Linked DNA regions of Homo sapiens: region 1 is linked to region 2. The links are chromatin contacts, found by Hi-C in ENCODE. All regions are on one chromosome and are shown on one strand. The core of a region is the stretch at or near the end of the contact, and the rest is flanking DNA. Distances in the headings are between cores, read along the strand shown. Region 1 holds the start of KCNH6 (potassium voltage-gated channel subfamily H member 6). Region 2 holds the start of CA4 (carbonic anhydrase 4).

The links. Hi-C counts contacts between places; a loop is a spot of excess contacts on that map.
Region 1: a loop to region 2 is called in a map of vagina, with 12 times the contacts of the local background. The contact joins the promoter of KCNH6 here to the promoter of CA4 in region 2. A Hi-C loop is called at or near these places in 1 of 168 maps with a recorded cell type or tissue (vagina).

What each region holds. Positions count from the first base shown.
Region 1 is chr17:63,520,441-63,527,571 of GRCh38, forward strand. It overlaps KCNH6 (potassium voltage-gated channel subfamily H member 6), which reads left to right and starts at 2,918. Exons shown (of 13, transcript NM_001278919.2): 1 at 2,918-3,049; 2 at 3,699-3,929. The coding sequence starts at 2,974.
Region 2 is chr17:60,145,039-60,152,157 of GRCh38, forward strand. CA4 (carbonic anhydrase 4) reads left to right here and starts at 4,935. Exons shown (of 8, transcript NM_000717.5): 1 at 4,935-5,054. The coding sequence starts at 4,997.

The DNA.
Region 1 (7,131 bases), core at 1,668-4,167, 3.4 Mb after region 2:
TCTTTCTGCTAATCCTTGGGCCAGCCCTGTGTTGGACTACATAATCCAGCCCCCAAAAGCTCTTTGTTGACCAGTTGAGATGTAAGTAGCCTCACAAACTGCCCCATGGCTCTCTCTGCCCCAGCCCAAGCCCTTCCAAATGGAGACAGTGGGTTGCTGGGCATTGAGCCAGGCTTGATTAATGATTGACTTCTTTAATATTTAAACAAAGCTCATCTCCAACCACTCTGCTCTGGAGATGGCCTTGTTCAACACACACACACCTGCTGCCTGGCCCGTTGCCCTGGGGAGCGAGCATAGGACAAACAGCACCTTTTCAGGCTCAGTGGGGGATGGGGAGGACAGGAAGGAGGGAACTGTAGGAGAATACTTGGGAAATTAGTGCTCTAGAAACAAGCCTGGGGAAAGAACGGGAAGGCCTCTGCCTCTGCCTTTCCTAGTTCATTATCCTCAGCCTGGGTCTGCCTGCCATGAGGATCCTACATTCAATATTGGGGATTCAGAGCGTCTGGATGGAGGTTGCATGGGCTCCTGGGGAGGCTGGGAGTCAGTGTCTGTCAGAGAATAGGGAAAACTTGAGGGGAAAGGGCATTATAGCCAGTAACTACAGAGAAGGGGTACCCCGGCTGCAACTGAGCTGGTGGGAGGGTGGCCAAAAGAGGAGACCAGGTCTCTCTGAATTAAGAATCTGAGCCCCAAACTCAGGTGTTCAGGGGACAGAGATACTAGGCTGAGATCTCCATGGACCCTGCCCCTGTCCAGGTTTCAAAAGGTCTTTCTGAGATCTGGCTGAGCCCAAGCACTTGCTCCAGCCCCAGGCTCCACAGCACCCTTGTTTGATGACTCTGTCCCTGCTCTTACTTTTCTGTGCCATAATGTCCTTATTTGTCCCTATTACTAGCTATCAGCTCTATAAGAGCTGGATGCACATCAGGAGTGTGCCCCTCTGTAACAACTCTAGTCAGCACAGGCCATGGTGCACAAAAGGGACTTGGAAAATGATGGAATGAGTAAGTGAATGAATGAATGAATGAATGTCCCACTGCCCAAGTCCCTCCTCAGAGCTCAGCACCCCATGTACTGAGCTCATGAGAAATAGCCCCTTCTTTTCCTCCACAGCCAGCCTGTCCAACAGAGGGGCAGCCAGGACATCTCTGCCCTCTTCTCATCCCCCAGCCACAGTGGCCAAAGAGGCCCCCACTAGGCACTGTGGCTCTGCATGACAAACACACATCCAGCCCAGGACTCTAAGCCTCTCACCTGGACTCCAGTAAAAACCTTGCTGAGCCTCCTTGTCTATCCTTCCTCCCCCACCCACCATTGTAAAGTTTATGTCACCAGAATATTTCTTTCATGTCTAATTGCTTAAGAACTTGGTTGTTCATCAATTAAATCTAGATGTTCAAAATGGCATCTGAGGGTCTTTATTAATTACCTCCTTCCTCCAAACTCACCTCTCCCACACCCCCTTGTTCCCCCCACCCCAGCCCCTCTGCACTGACATCACCTTTGGCCTTTGCCTAAGGTGCATGCCCCATTTGAATGCTTGCCCTCCAAGATCAGGCTCAAAATTGCTCACCAAACCCTCTGCAGCACTACAAGCCCACCCAGATGCTCAGTGAACAGTAGTCCCCTTCTCCCCTTCCTCTCCAGGAAGCCTCTTTCAATAAACCTATTCCCACCCCCATTTGCTTTTTCTAGTGTGTTCATTTTCAGTCAGTACTCAGTACTCAGACACTTTTATCAGTGGTCACTTGCTAATAGGTGGTTTTAAATCTGTTCTCCTTCCAAGATGTACCTGTATGCTAAGAGCTCTCAGGCCTCTGAAGAAGGCATCTTATTGCATACTTCTTTCTTTCTTTCTTTTTATTTTCAGATGGAGTCTCGCGTCTCGCTCTGTCTACCAGGCTGGAGTACAGTGGCGCAATCTCGGCTCACTGCAACCTCCGCCTCCCGGGTACAAGCGATTCTCCCACTTCAGCCTCCCAAGTAGCTGGGATTATAGGTTTGCGCCACCACTCAGCTAATTTTTGTTTTTTCAGTAGAGACAGGGCTTCGCCATGTTGGCCAGGCTGGTCTCAAACTCCTGACCTCAGGTAATCTGCCCACCTCTGCCTCCCAAAGTGCTGGGATTACAGGCGTGAGCCACCGCGCCTGGCCCTTATTGCATATTTCTTGCACGTCTTCATGTGTACTCCTACCCCCTCCTCTCAGGACCAGGCCCTGGCTGGACTTGGCGGCAGGAGCTCTGCATGGGACCTAGGTCTCAGCTGAGCTGGAGATCACTTGCTATAAGAGCAGGCCAGAGGCCTAATGGTATCATTGCCAGGGTCGGGCCCAGTGGTCAGACCCGGAAGAAAGCTTTCAGCCAAAGACCACCTGAGGCCCCTAACAACCCCATCTGTAGCCCCCCTCCTGCCTGGGAAACTCCCTGCACTGGGAGGGGAGACTGCCCTTTGGTACTGGGAGGGAATCGGAGAGGTGCTGAGGCCATTGGCCCTTAGGACAGGAACAGAAGCAGCTCCTCAGAGAACACCTGCCCTATTCCAGGGCCAGGACCCCAGCCCCGCCCCGCCCCGCCCCGCCCCGCCCCGTAGGATGCAAGGCCCCGCCCCAGCCCCGTCGGGTCCCAGAGAAACTGCCCCGCCCAGCGGCCCCCTCCCCGCCGCCGGCGCGCGGCTTCTTTCAGCACCAAGGCGTGGACAGCTCCCGGGCCGGCGCAGAGGAGAGGAGGCCAGGAGGGCGCGGGCCAGGGAGGCGAGGGGAGGGCAGGGGAGCGCAGGAAAGGAAAGGAGAGGTGGGGCAGGGGTGGGGAGGGGAGGGCAGACGCAGGCTGGCGGGCGGGGCGCGGAGCCCGGCGGCCCTCCCCGGGGGCGGCGCCCACCGGAGCCGGACGCTGCTGAGCCCGAGGACAGACGGAGACGCCGGGAGCCAGTGGCGCCTGTGGCTCCGGGCAGGGGCCGCGGCCGAAAGATGCCGGTCCGCAGGGGCCACGTCGCTCCCCAAAACACTTACCTGGACACCATCATCCGCAAGTTCGAGGGCCAAAGTGAGTGTGTGTATGTTGGGGCGGGGGGACGATCTGGAGTCCTGGTTCCGTGAAAGGGGGGGCTGGACCCCTTTACTAACTTCTAACCGGGCAAGGTGGTGAGTGCCGGGTGCTGAATGAAAAATCCTTCTTTTGATGTCCCCAACACCTTCTCCTCCAGGGGGACCCGCTTGCCTTAAATGCTGTCCTCTTTTCTGGAACACAAGGAGCAGCGTGCAGGCCTTCCCTCCCTACTGCCAGCTGTTTCCTTGGTGCCCCAAGTTCGAACCTCCCCTTCCAGCCACTGCCTGCCCCCTCATCCGCGTCCTCCAGAGGCTTCTCTGAGTCCTTCTTTTCCTTCCTTTTCATATCCTGGTTCTGGTCTTCCCAGGAGCTTTCCCAGGCCTGACCCCCATCTGGTCACATCCCTGCCTCCCTTCCCCACACTTTTCCTGTTTCCAGGAGGCCTTGGGCCTTCCTTCCACCTCAAGACCCTCACTGCCCTAGTCTTCCCACAATCCCCAGGCCTGACTCCCTCCCTCATTCCGGTCACTGCCCTGCTCCTCTGCCTAAATTCCCCTTACTGCCACCAAGAGTCCTTATGATCTTTCCCTCCCAGCCGCTGGATCCTGGCTCCCATGGACTTTTTGCCTCCCACCTCCCACCCCAGGTCGGAAGTTCCTGATTGCCAATGCTCAGATGGAGAACTGCGCCATCATTTACTGCAACGACGGCTTCTGCGAACTCTTCGGCTACTCCCGAGTGGAGGTGATGCAGCAACCCTGCACCTGCGACTTCCTCACAGGCCCCAACACACCAAGCAGCGCCGTGTCCCGCCTAGCGCAGGCCCTGCTGGGGGCTGAGGAGTGCAAGGTGGACATCCTCTACTACCGCAAGGATGGTGAGGCATACTCAGGCCAGAGGCTTTGCAGGGCAGGCTTGGCCCTCTGTCTTGTCCAGCCAGGGTGGCCTTGGGGAAGGCACTGACCCAGGGTCCAAAGGGCCTGAACAAACCCTGTTTCTTCTAGGGGCCTTGGTTCCTCCACAGGCATTGGATATGATGCCTTCTGAGGTCCTTTGCAGGAGCTAGGGATCAGGCTGGGCCACCCACTGGTTCTGGCCTGGGGCAGGGCCTCCTGCTCTGCCATCCCTCTGCTGTGTCCCTGGTCTCCTGGCTCTCCACTATCTTACTGTCAGCCCCAGCGGTCAGGCAGCTGGGATGGAAATTAACCTTCCCTCCTCTCCGTCTGCTCCAAGGATTAGAGGAGGAGTCACCTCCTGAAGACCTCTGTGGCCAGGCAAGGCATGGGGGCTTTTGGCTGGCAAAGTGGGGTGGGCCTGCCTTATCCAGTCTCAGCTCTTTGGGGAGACAGGGTCTGGAGTTTTCCCTGACCAAGAAGCTCATTCAGATGGAGTTTGGGTTGTTACTGCCAGCTGGAGCATACTGCAAGCAGAACAGAAGCGTAAGTCAGGAGCTGAAGACAGATCTCAGCAGCCCTTGGAAATCCTCCCCCACCCCCCAGGACCACAGGGTCCTCACTGGACCTGGCAGCATGGGTGGGAACGAGGAAAAGAGCCTGAATGTCCTGGGAAATCTCTTGAATCAATGGCCCCCAACCTGGTTCTGCATCAGAATTACCCAGAGCATGTTTTCCAAAACATGCTTTCTCTACAGAGAGGCTGACTCAGAAGGTGTGAGATGAGGCCAAGCGGGTGTATTTGGAAATATCTCCCTGGTGGTTCTGATGTCCTGCTTACTTTAGGAACCACTGGCTTAGGTAAATCCCTTCATTTCATAGATGTGGAAGGGATTTGCCCAAGATCCCACTGCTAGAGTCCAACCTGGGACTGGAACCCAAGTCTCTGGATTCCTCCCTCGGAGATTTCTTTTGAGTAATCCCAAGAGGAGAGAAAGGACCCCAGCTGCCTTTGTGTTTACAGGCAGGATTTCTGGGGAAGGAGGTGCTCAGGGGAGAGAAGTCCCCAGGGAAGGCAGGCATGAGGCCACCTGAGTGGAGATAAAGAATGGATGTCTCTGGATCGGGACCGAGGAGTGCTGAGAGACCAGGTTTCAGGGGCCTGGAGTGTGTGAAACATGAGCATGTGTGTGCTTGCATGTGTGTGCCTCTGTGTGTGAGTGTGTGCTTGCAAGTTCACGCCTGTGTGTGTGTGTTTGCAGGCTTCTCAGAGTTACAGCTTCTCGGGTAGGTCCTGGTTGTTCCTGCTGCTGCCACTTGAGTGAGTGGCAGTGGGAAGTGCAACAGGCAGCGGCAGCCAGGAAGGGACTGGGAAGAATCTGGCTTAGTGTGGCAGTACTCACAGGGTTAATGAACTCAGAATATTTTTAAAAGCTGTGACCTCACCTCCTCACATCATTGCAGAGGAGAGGTGGCAGTCAGGGGAGTGAGAAGGGTCCTGGGGAACAGGATGGGACAGCAGGAAATGGGGGTTACAGCAGGTCCTTTCTTTTCCTCTCCTTGACACTAGAGCTATACCTGATCCCAGATTCCTAGGGATGTCAGGTGATGGCTCTTGAGGTCCCCTCAGCACCCTGAAGGTGTCTGGGCAGAGGGCAGAAGTCAAAGCCTGGCCTTGGCCCCCTGAGATCAGGACTCAGATCAGAATCCTGTGGGAGTCCTCAGGTCTCAGAAGGGAACCTAGGAACCTTGTCTTGGGGGCTGACCCTCGGTGAAAATGGGAAATTGCCCACATACCTGGTGCCCCATAAGTCCCAATCTACTCCCATCCCACCCTCGGCCCTTCCCTATCTTATTGCCCAAGGCTTTGATTTACCTGGACCTTCCTGAAATTGTCCTGAAACCCAGAAAGGGGAGCTTCCTGGCCTGCATTACACTAAGGGAAGGATATTGTGCTCAGATAACTGATGTTCACCTTAAGGTCCACTCTGACCTCATATAATCCTTTTTTTTTTTTTTTTTTTGAGACAGGGTCTTGCTCTGTCACGCAGGCTGGCAAGAACATAGCTCACTGCAGCCTCCCATCCCAGCCTCCTGAGTAGCTGAGACTACAGGCGCGCACCCTCACACCCGACTAATTTTTTAATTTTTTGTAGGGATGGGGGTCTCACTATGTTGCCCAGGCTGGCACATGATCCATTTTTGACCATATTCATGTACACTTACAGTCCTGCTGAGGGGCATCCTAATGGTGATTTCTTTCCTCCTCGGGTCAGTACCTCCCTTCCCCCCAACCCCCAACTCCAGGGAGGTGGGAAGGGGTCCTGAGCAGATCTCTAGCTGATTTATGTATAATCCTCTTTTCCTCTAAAGGGGTAATCCACTGAAAATTCTCGAAGTCAAAGTGGAGGGTTTGTGTTCACATAGCTCCACGTTGTGCAGCTACAGACATTTGGGCTCAAAGAGGCCAGGGCACTTGGCAAAAATACCCCGGGAGACATCTCAGAGACCCCTGGGAAACTGGCTCTTCCTCTATTTGCCTTTGCTAGGAGTGGTGAGAACCTAACAGATAAGGAGGAATGGGGATGTGGCAGGACTAGAACTGGTGAGAGTTTGGCAGGAAGAAAGGAGAGCACTCAGATCCCCCCACTGTCACCCACGCCTGCCCCGCACTGGCACCTGCCCGGGAGCCCACCCCAGCCTGCCTTTCCTGGGTCCTCTTCTCTGAGGATCCCGAACCAGAGAGTCCCCTAATCCCCAAGCCAGATCAGAGGAGTCCTGGGACTTCTCCAGTCCTCAGCTCTTGATGAGGAGGATGGGACAAGGGGCTGCTGTCTGCCCCCACCCTCCTCCCATGTTTACCATATGCACATCTGTGAATGCCAGGAGGACCAAGCTAGGAGGCAGCATGCAGCGGCCACCCTCTCAGTGGCAGCTTTTTGGCTTTTTGTAGCACCAGCCTCTCCCTGGGGACTCACCACAGTGCTGGATGGGGTGTGCATCGGGAGACAGAGGTGAAGACAACAAGGAGGTTGTGAGTGCTGGGAAACTGAACGAAGGAGCACATTCAAGAGGGAGAGAAGAGGAGAGAGAATTGGGGTCTCCCAGGGGAGAGAAGTGGGGTGCCTTTGCTAAGAAAAGTAAGAACCTAGCATATAAGAAGGAATGGGAATTCCCAGGGGGCAG
Region 2 (7,119 bases), core at 3,685-6,184:
TGTTTTCTTAATGTTGTCACAATGTTAATTAAGGAAGGACCATTCCTTTCCCCACCAAAGTTGCTCGTGTGGCTCTTCTTCTCCCCAACCCAATTCCCCCTCATCACCCTCTTTAGGGGATCCCTCCACCACAAAACCAGAATGTAAATGAACACACTTGCAAAATCTGACCTCGCTCTGATCCCAGTGTCCTGCTGGTGTGAGCCTGGGCTGTTGTGGCCAAGATGCTGAGAGGGGAGGGGACGACCACGGGGGAGTATTCCTGAGTTTTCTGCAGGAGAGGAACAGAACATATGTCACCTCTATCACTGGGTTTTTCCACACGTATTACTGCTATTGTTATTTCAAAATGTTCGGGGCCAGAAGTTTCTGCCAACTCCTGTACCAAAAAGGCTCCTGTCCTTCCCTAGTGACAGTCTCCAGCTCTCTCTGCCGGCCCCCTCCCTCCCCTCCCTCCCCTCCCCCAGATTCTCTGCACAGTCCAGAGAAATAGGGCAGGCATAGAGGGTGGGAAGAGGGCACGCAGCCTCCACAGGTGCTGGCAGGAAAGGAGTTTTTTCGTCTTTGCTGGAATACAGCAGAGATCCAGGCTGGGGAGAGGTGGAGCCCAGGCTATTGACTAACCCTTCTTTTGTGTGGATTTAATCTCACTCTCTGGGAACACAAAAGCTGGAATCTCTGCAAACCTTTCCCTGAATAATCTGCGAGTCAGCGGAGAATCTGCGGGTGAGGAAAGCCAGGGCAGATGGAGGCTGGGACTCCCAGCGGGAGGGAAGTATGTGGTGTTGGGAGGAGGTGAGATGGCACAGAAAGAGCACTGGGAAGTGGAGCAGGAGACCAAAGTTCTAATCCCACCTGTACTCCTCTCTCCTTGCTGTGAATTTGGGCAAACCACTGCCCTCTCTGAGCCGCAGCTTCCTCTTCTGTAACTCATAGAAGTAACAGAGGATCCCTACCTGCTTCTGGGGTCGAGTGACCCTCTCTGAGAATGTTCCCCAGTCTATAAAATTAAGATCTTGATATCTATCCCGCACCAAAGGAAAGATCAGTCCAACCTTCCAATCCTAACAGACAAGCCCTGTCTGGTCCCAAACCCCTCTCCAGCCTCACCTCCATGCCTTTTCTCATTCTGTTTCCTTCACCTGCATCTCCCTTCCCTTTTTAAGTTAAAGTCTACTTTTCTTTGAAGACTCAGTGCGGGTCTGATCTCTTGAGGGAGGCTTCCCCAGTCTCTTTCCTACAGGCTGGGTTAGGGGCTGCTCCTCTGGGCTCCTGTGCTGTTCTGGGCATAAGGCCACTGTGGCCTTAACAACTAAGAATTACAGCTGAGGTTTACTGAGCACTCAGTAAGTGTCCAGACAGGCCCTTCACCCAGCATTACCTTGTGGAATTTTAACCACGCTCTTGTGAAGGTATTGCTGGTTTTCTTTTTTTCTTTTTTTTTTTTTCTTTTTGAGATAGAGTCTTGCTCTATTGCCCAGGCTGGAGTGCAGTGACACAATCTCAGCTCACTACAACCTCTGCCTCCTGGGTTCAAGTGATTCTCCTGCCTCCACTTCCCATGTAGCTGGGATTACAGGCACCCGCCACCACACCTGGCTAATTTTTGTGTTTTTAGTGAGACGGGGGTTTCTCCATCTTGGCCAGGCTGGTCTCGAACTCCTGACCTCAAGTGATCTGCCCACCTCGGCCTCCCAAAGTGTTGAGATTACAGGCATGAGCCACTGTGCCCGGCAGCTGCTGTTTTTATTTCTGCTGTGTTTTTTGTTATTTTGGTTTTTTTTTAAAATCATGGTCGAAGGCTGGTGATTTTCCTGATCAGGACACTGAGCCTGACGGGGGTGAAAGCTGAGTGTCGGGTCTGGGATGTAGACCCCGGGCAGTGTGGCTCCTACTCCTATTCTGACCCTCTGCCTGATATTCTCTCTGCCCTCCTGCGACGCTGAGCATAAGGTATGATAGGTTTCTGTTTAGGGCAATGTATTTGACCTTCCCCTGAGCTGTGAACCCAGGGGTGCAGGGTCTCAGCTCCCTTTGTGCCTCCACTCCATGGCTCTCACAGTTCCAGCGGGAGCTGCATCTGAACCTCATGTTCCCAGGTTTACAGTCAGGGCTCTCCTCCTTGCCCTTGGGAGCCCAGGAAGAGCCTGGATGTGCCAGGGCCCCTCTCCAGTGCTAACTCAATGTTCCATCCCACCCAATGCTGCCTCCACACCTGCCTAGGGTCAGATTTAATCCAGCTAAGGGGACTCTGCTTAGAGGTCATGGCCACATGTGCCAATGTGCCAAGCCGTGGGCCCAGCCTCCTCAGACTTTAGCTCACTGAGGCCTCAGGGCAATCTTTGAGAGAGATTGGGGGATGATTTCCATTTCATAGATGAGGAAAACTGAGGCTCAGCTGCCATCACAGAGCAAGTGGATGGAGCCAGAAGTGACTCCAGGGTTATGTGTCTCAAAGCCCCTTAGCTTTCCCATGGCCTCCCTTCTGTTCCTGACAGGGCCATGCGTGCAAACATCCCCAGAGGACAAGAGTGTGATTAATCTTTGCATCCGCCATGGGCCAGTGGCTACACCCAGGCACTGAGAGGCCGGTTGTGAGAGTCTGGGCTGGGCAGGCCCTGGTTCACAGCAGACTCCAAATAACTGTTTATTGGTGGAGGTCAGCCGGGCAGGGATTACCATCTCCAGTTTATAGATGAGGAAGTTGCAATCAGCCGGGTGCAGGAAAGTTGCCCAAGGTCATCCGTGAGTCAGAAGAAGAGCAAAGACTTGAACTCAGAACACTGGGGGCCTCTGCAGAGTAAGAGGAAGGAGGCTGGGGCTGCTGGGCTGGGCTCTCCCACTCAGGTGGCCTGGGCTGGCAGCTTTATGGGCCCTGTAAGTCGCTGGGACATGTCAGCACTCATTCCAGCTCTAACGACCCTAAATCAGGCCTTGTCCCCTACAGGTAAGCAGGGCCCCAGGTAGTCTAAATAGTGACAGGTGACTGGTTTATGGCAGGCCAGGACTGGGGTCAGGGCTGGAGATAAGGCTGAGAATGTTAAGACCAGGAACAGGAAGAGAGGGCCACTCACCCTGTGTAACCTTGAAGTTAGAGATGGCAGATGGAGCAGGAACCAGTCCACCACCCCATCGCCAATGTGCAGGCTCTGTGGTGCCCATAATTAAGATGCACCCATAAGAGAGTGTATAGCTTTACCCCTCCCGCATTCCTCAGAGGGGATGCCCTACCAGGGACTCGTTCTCCTCACCCATCTTTATGGTCCCAAAATGCACCCAGGGCCCCCCTCTCTCCTGGGGGGCCTGAATGCAATGAACTTTAAAGTGGATCATTGATCAACAGTCCCTTAACCCCACCAAAGTTTCCCAAGCCTCTCCCCTGCTCATCAGGGGGCTGGCCAGAGGTCACAGGGACTCCCTGGGGGTGGTTTTTATTCCCAGGAACAGGCTTCCTCAGTCCTGAAAGGGACATTTTTATAGCCCTGTGAACACAAATGCACTCCCCAGAATAGGCTCTGGGTGTGGAATCCCTCCTGTGGCTGTCATGGTCGCAGGCTGGTGATTACATTATACAGTGGTGTTGACAATAGAGCCCTAAGCCTGGCATGGACACCCCCTCACCTCCCTCCTGCCTCTCTGTAGGATCAAAGCTGCTCTGTGAGGCTGTGTGATCCTGGGCCAGGAGCGGGGAGTCAGCCTCAACCCTAAGCAAGGAGGAAGCATCTTTGCCTGAATCCTTCTGGGGGAGGCAATCCCCCTTCAGAAGTCCCTAGCCCAGGTTCGAAGGTCGGTAGGGACTGAGAGGTTGGCAGCGGATGGGGAGTGGCTAAACCAGAAAAAGGGGGCTTCCTGTTGATGGATTGATGGAGGAGGTCCAGGTCCACTGCCTGGTTCCCCGTCCCTCTCCCGCACCCCAGCCTGAGCTTCCCAAACTCCCACAGAAGCCCCCACCCCATGTGGGACACAGAGGACCTGCAGTAGCAGGAGGGCACAGCTAAGAGAGGAGACAAGAGGCAGCTTGGGGGCATGGGGGGGACCCCATTTCCCCAAATGTTGGAGCCGCCCTTAAGGGAACTTCCCCTGGACTCCTCTGGAGGTCTTGCCAGATGGGAGAACCAGGGGTCCATTCAGACCCCAGTCTCTTCTCTTCCCATCTCATCTCTCCACCTGGGGGGCTCAAAGAACCTAGCTCCTCCCCTTTGACCCCATCAGCTTCTCCCTCACCGAATCCTCTTACAATCCATTTCTTAATTCTGCCCCATCAACCCTCCCTGGTCATCACATAAACACCAGCAAGGGCAGTAGTTTAGGGACAGCTTTGCTCTGTATTCGAAGAAAGGTCTTTGGTCTGCTTAGAAATTAAGTTTGGAGCAGCCTGGGAGGAAATAGAAGAGATGAGACCCAGAGAATCAATGGCCACTGCCAAAGAGAGATAGGAGAGCCTTTCTGCGGCCACTGATTCAACAAACGGCATCACACGCCCCTCAGCCTCTCATCTCTTCGAGGCCATCTCCACCCCCACCCCCACCCCCACCCCAAGGCCATTCCAAGGTCCCATTCAAGACCACTGCGCAGGGGTGGCGCCAGAATGATCAAAGTCATCATGGGGCACTCATCTTTGTGTGGGTCAAGCACTTTGTGGTGTCGTGTCCCTGTTCCCAAACCAGGGACCAGGAGTAGGATGGGGGAGGGGCAGGGCGCCGCTGCTGAGTGGAGAGGACGCGGAGTGGGTGAGGGGGCCTTGCGCACAGGGCAAGAGGTGGCCAGGCAGGGCGGGGGACCGGGGAGAGCGGAGGATTTCAGATGAGGGACAGGGGAAGGTGGAGAGGGGAGGGCAGGCCCCGCCAGGGGGAGGAGCCGCCTCCCGCGTCCAGCTGTCGGGGCTCCCTCCCGTCGCGGCTCCGCTATAAAACCCAGGCCGGCAGGATCGCTGCACCCGCGGCGGCCTCCTCGGTGCGCGACCCCCGGCTCAGAGGACTCTTTGCTGTCCCGCAAGATGCGGATGCTGCTGGCGCTCCTGGCCCTCTCCGCGGCGCGGCCATCGGCCAGTGCAGGTGAGCTCCCGGGCTCCGGCCCCAGGTGCCCCTCGGCGGTCCCCTCCGTGCCCCCAGCTCCCGCCCCTGCAGAGGATCCCCCCGCGGGCGACCGGTGAGCGTCGGTGGCGCTGGGGTCCCGGGTTGCGTGTGCGCCGGGGGCCGCGAGGGTGCGGGAGGACTGGGCAGCGCGCGAGCTTGTGTGTGCACACGCGTGTCAGCACCGGCTGGGGGAGCGTGTGCACGGGTGTGCGCGGTGAGGGTGTGTGCGCGTGGCCCGGCGAGACGAGTTGGGAGTCCCTGATAAGGATGCGTCTCAGGCCGGGCGCGGGTGCTCCAGCCTGAAATGCCAGCACGTTGGGAGGCAGAGGCGGGTGGATCACCTGAGCCCAGGAGTTCGAGACCAGCATGGCCAACATGGTGAAATCCCATCTCTACCAAAAATACAAACATTAGCCGGACGTGGTGGCACACGCCTGTAATCCCAGCTACTCGGGAGGCTGAGGCCCGAGAATCGCTTGAACCCAGGAGGTGGAGGTTGCAGTGAGATCACGCCACTGCACTCCAGCCTGGTGCTCCGTTTAAAAAAAAAAAAAAAAAAAAAAAAAAAAAAAAAAAAGGATGCTTCTCGGACCCGCCTCAACGCACGCCTTCTTTTCTCACCCAGCCTCCTCCGTCTGCCCGTGGGTTTCCGTCCGTCCCGCTGGGACTCAGCGCTGGGTGACTGCCCCGCGGCCAGAGCAAGGGCGGTCTGGCAGGGTCCTGGAAGCCGCGCTTCCCACACGGGTTCCTTGCCCCTGAGGGTCGCAAGCTCCCCTGGCCTCCCTAACCTCCAGCGCTGAATTGGGAGCCTGGCGGGGGCGGGGGGTGGGGGACCCGGAGCCCCAAGGCCTCTGCGGAGCCGGTCTTTCCGGACAGGGTGATTTTCGTTTAAAGATTAATGGTGAAGCCGAGCTCTTAATTATTCCTCTAGGTGGGAGGTGGCAGGAAAGGCATGTTAATATTTGATAAGAAGCTAAAGGCGCTTCAAGCGGCTGGGCACAGGGATCCGATCCTGGAGGCACCTTCTTTGCAACCCCAGACCCCATCACCGGAAGACCCCCTCTGCCAGTTCTCAGCCCAACCACCCCTCGGATGGTTCTTGGGGTCCACGCAGGCTGAAACCTCCTCTCCCAAGTTAGGTGCTCCATCCTCAAAGCGGCGGAGTGAGGGGTGAAGGTGTCCTCTGCACAGAGAGGAGCCAGCGTGTGCCCTTTGCAGCAGGGACTGGCTGAGCTGTCTTAGAGGGTCGAGGGGCACCTTGCAGCCTCTCCACCGGGCCCCTGGGAGAAGAAAGAGAAAAAGCAGAATGTGGAAACTTTTATTTGTAGGGTTGGACATTGGAAACCTACTAAGCAGCTAGAAAGTAGAAAGAGAAATGCTTTGCAGTTCTGGTGCTTTGTAGCTGTGTGGTCTTGGGTAAGTCACTTCCTGTCCCATTTGCAAAACAGGTGTTGTCATTCTGACTTCAGGGGTTTTAAGCGTTTGAATAAGATAATGGGTTTAAGTGATTAGTGCGGTGCCTGTGTGGCACGTGGCTGGTGTGTCATATACCAAGTTTATGGGGCTCTCCCCCAAGCCTGGGGCCAGTGTCAGGAATGTGTCTCAGCTCACCCCTCACACAAGCTGCTATCCCCTTTAGTGCCAAGGCTTTCTGACTGGGACCTGCCTTCCATTCATCTTATGGAGGACTCAAGCTGAGAAGGGACCAGGTTGCATATGGCGACCCCCAGAGCATCTCTGTCCATTGAGACAAGAGGCCGGGTGAGGATATTTGGTCCCCTTCAGAGCCCCAGACCCCTGGCCGGGAGCGACTGAGACTTTGCCCAGGAAACACTTGGGTTGTGCTGAGCTGTTTTTCAGGATTATCCCCTGTCCCTCAGAGGGGGAGGTGGGGTGAGCAAGGTCCATTAGAGAGGCTTCTTCAGCCATCTTGAAATAAGGGGGAGGGGTGGCAGGTCAGTCAGTGTGGGGGGCAGTAGCTGGGTGACAGGCGACTGACTTTCGGTCTCTAACCTCTGGTCAGGGTGGATGGACTAGGTAGGAT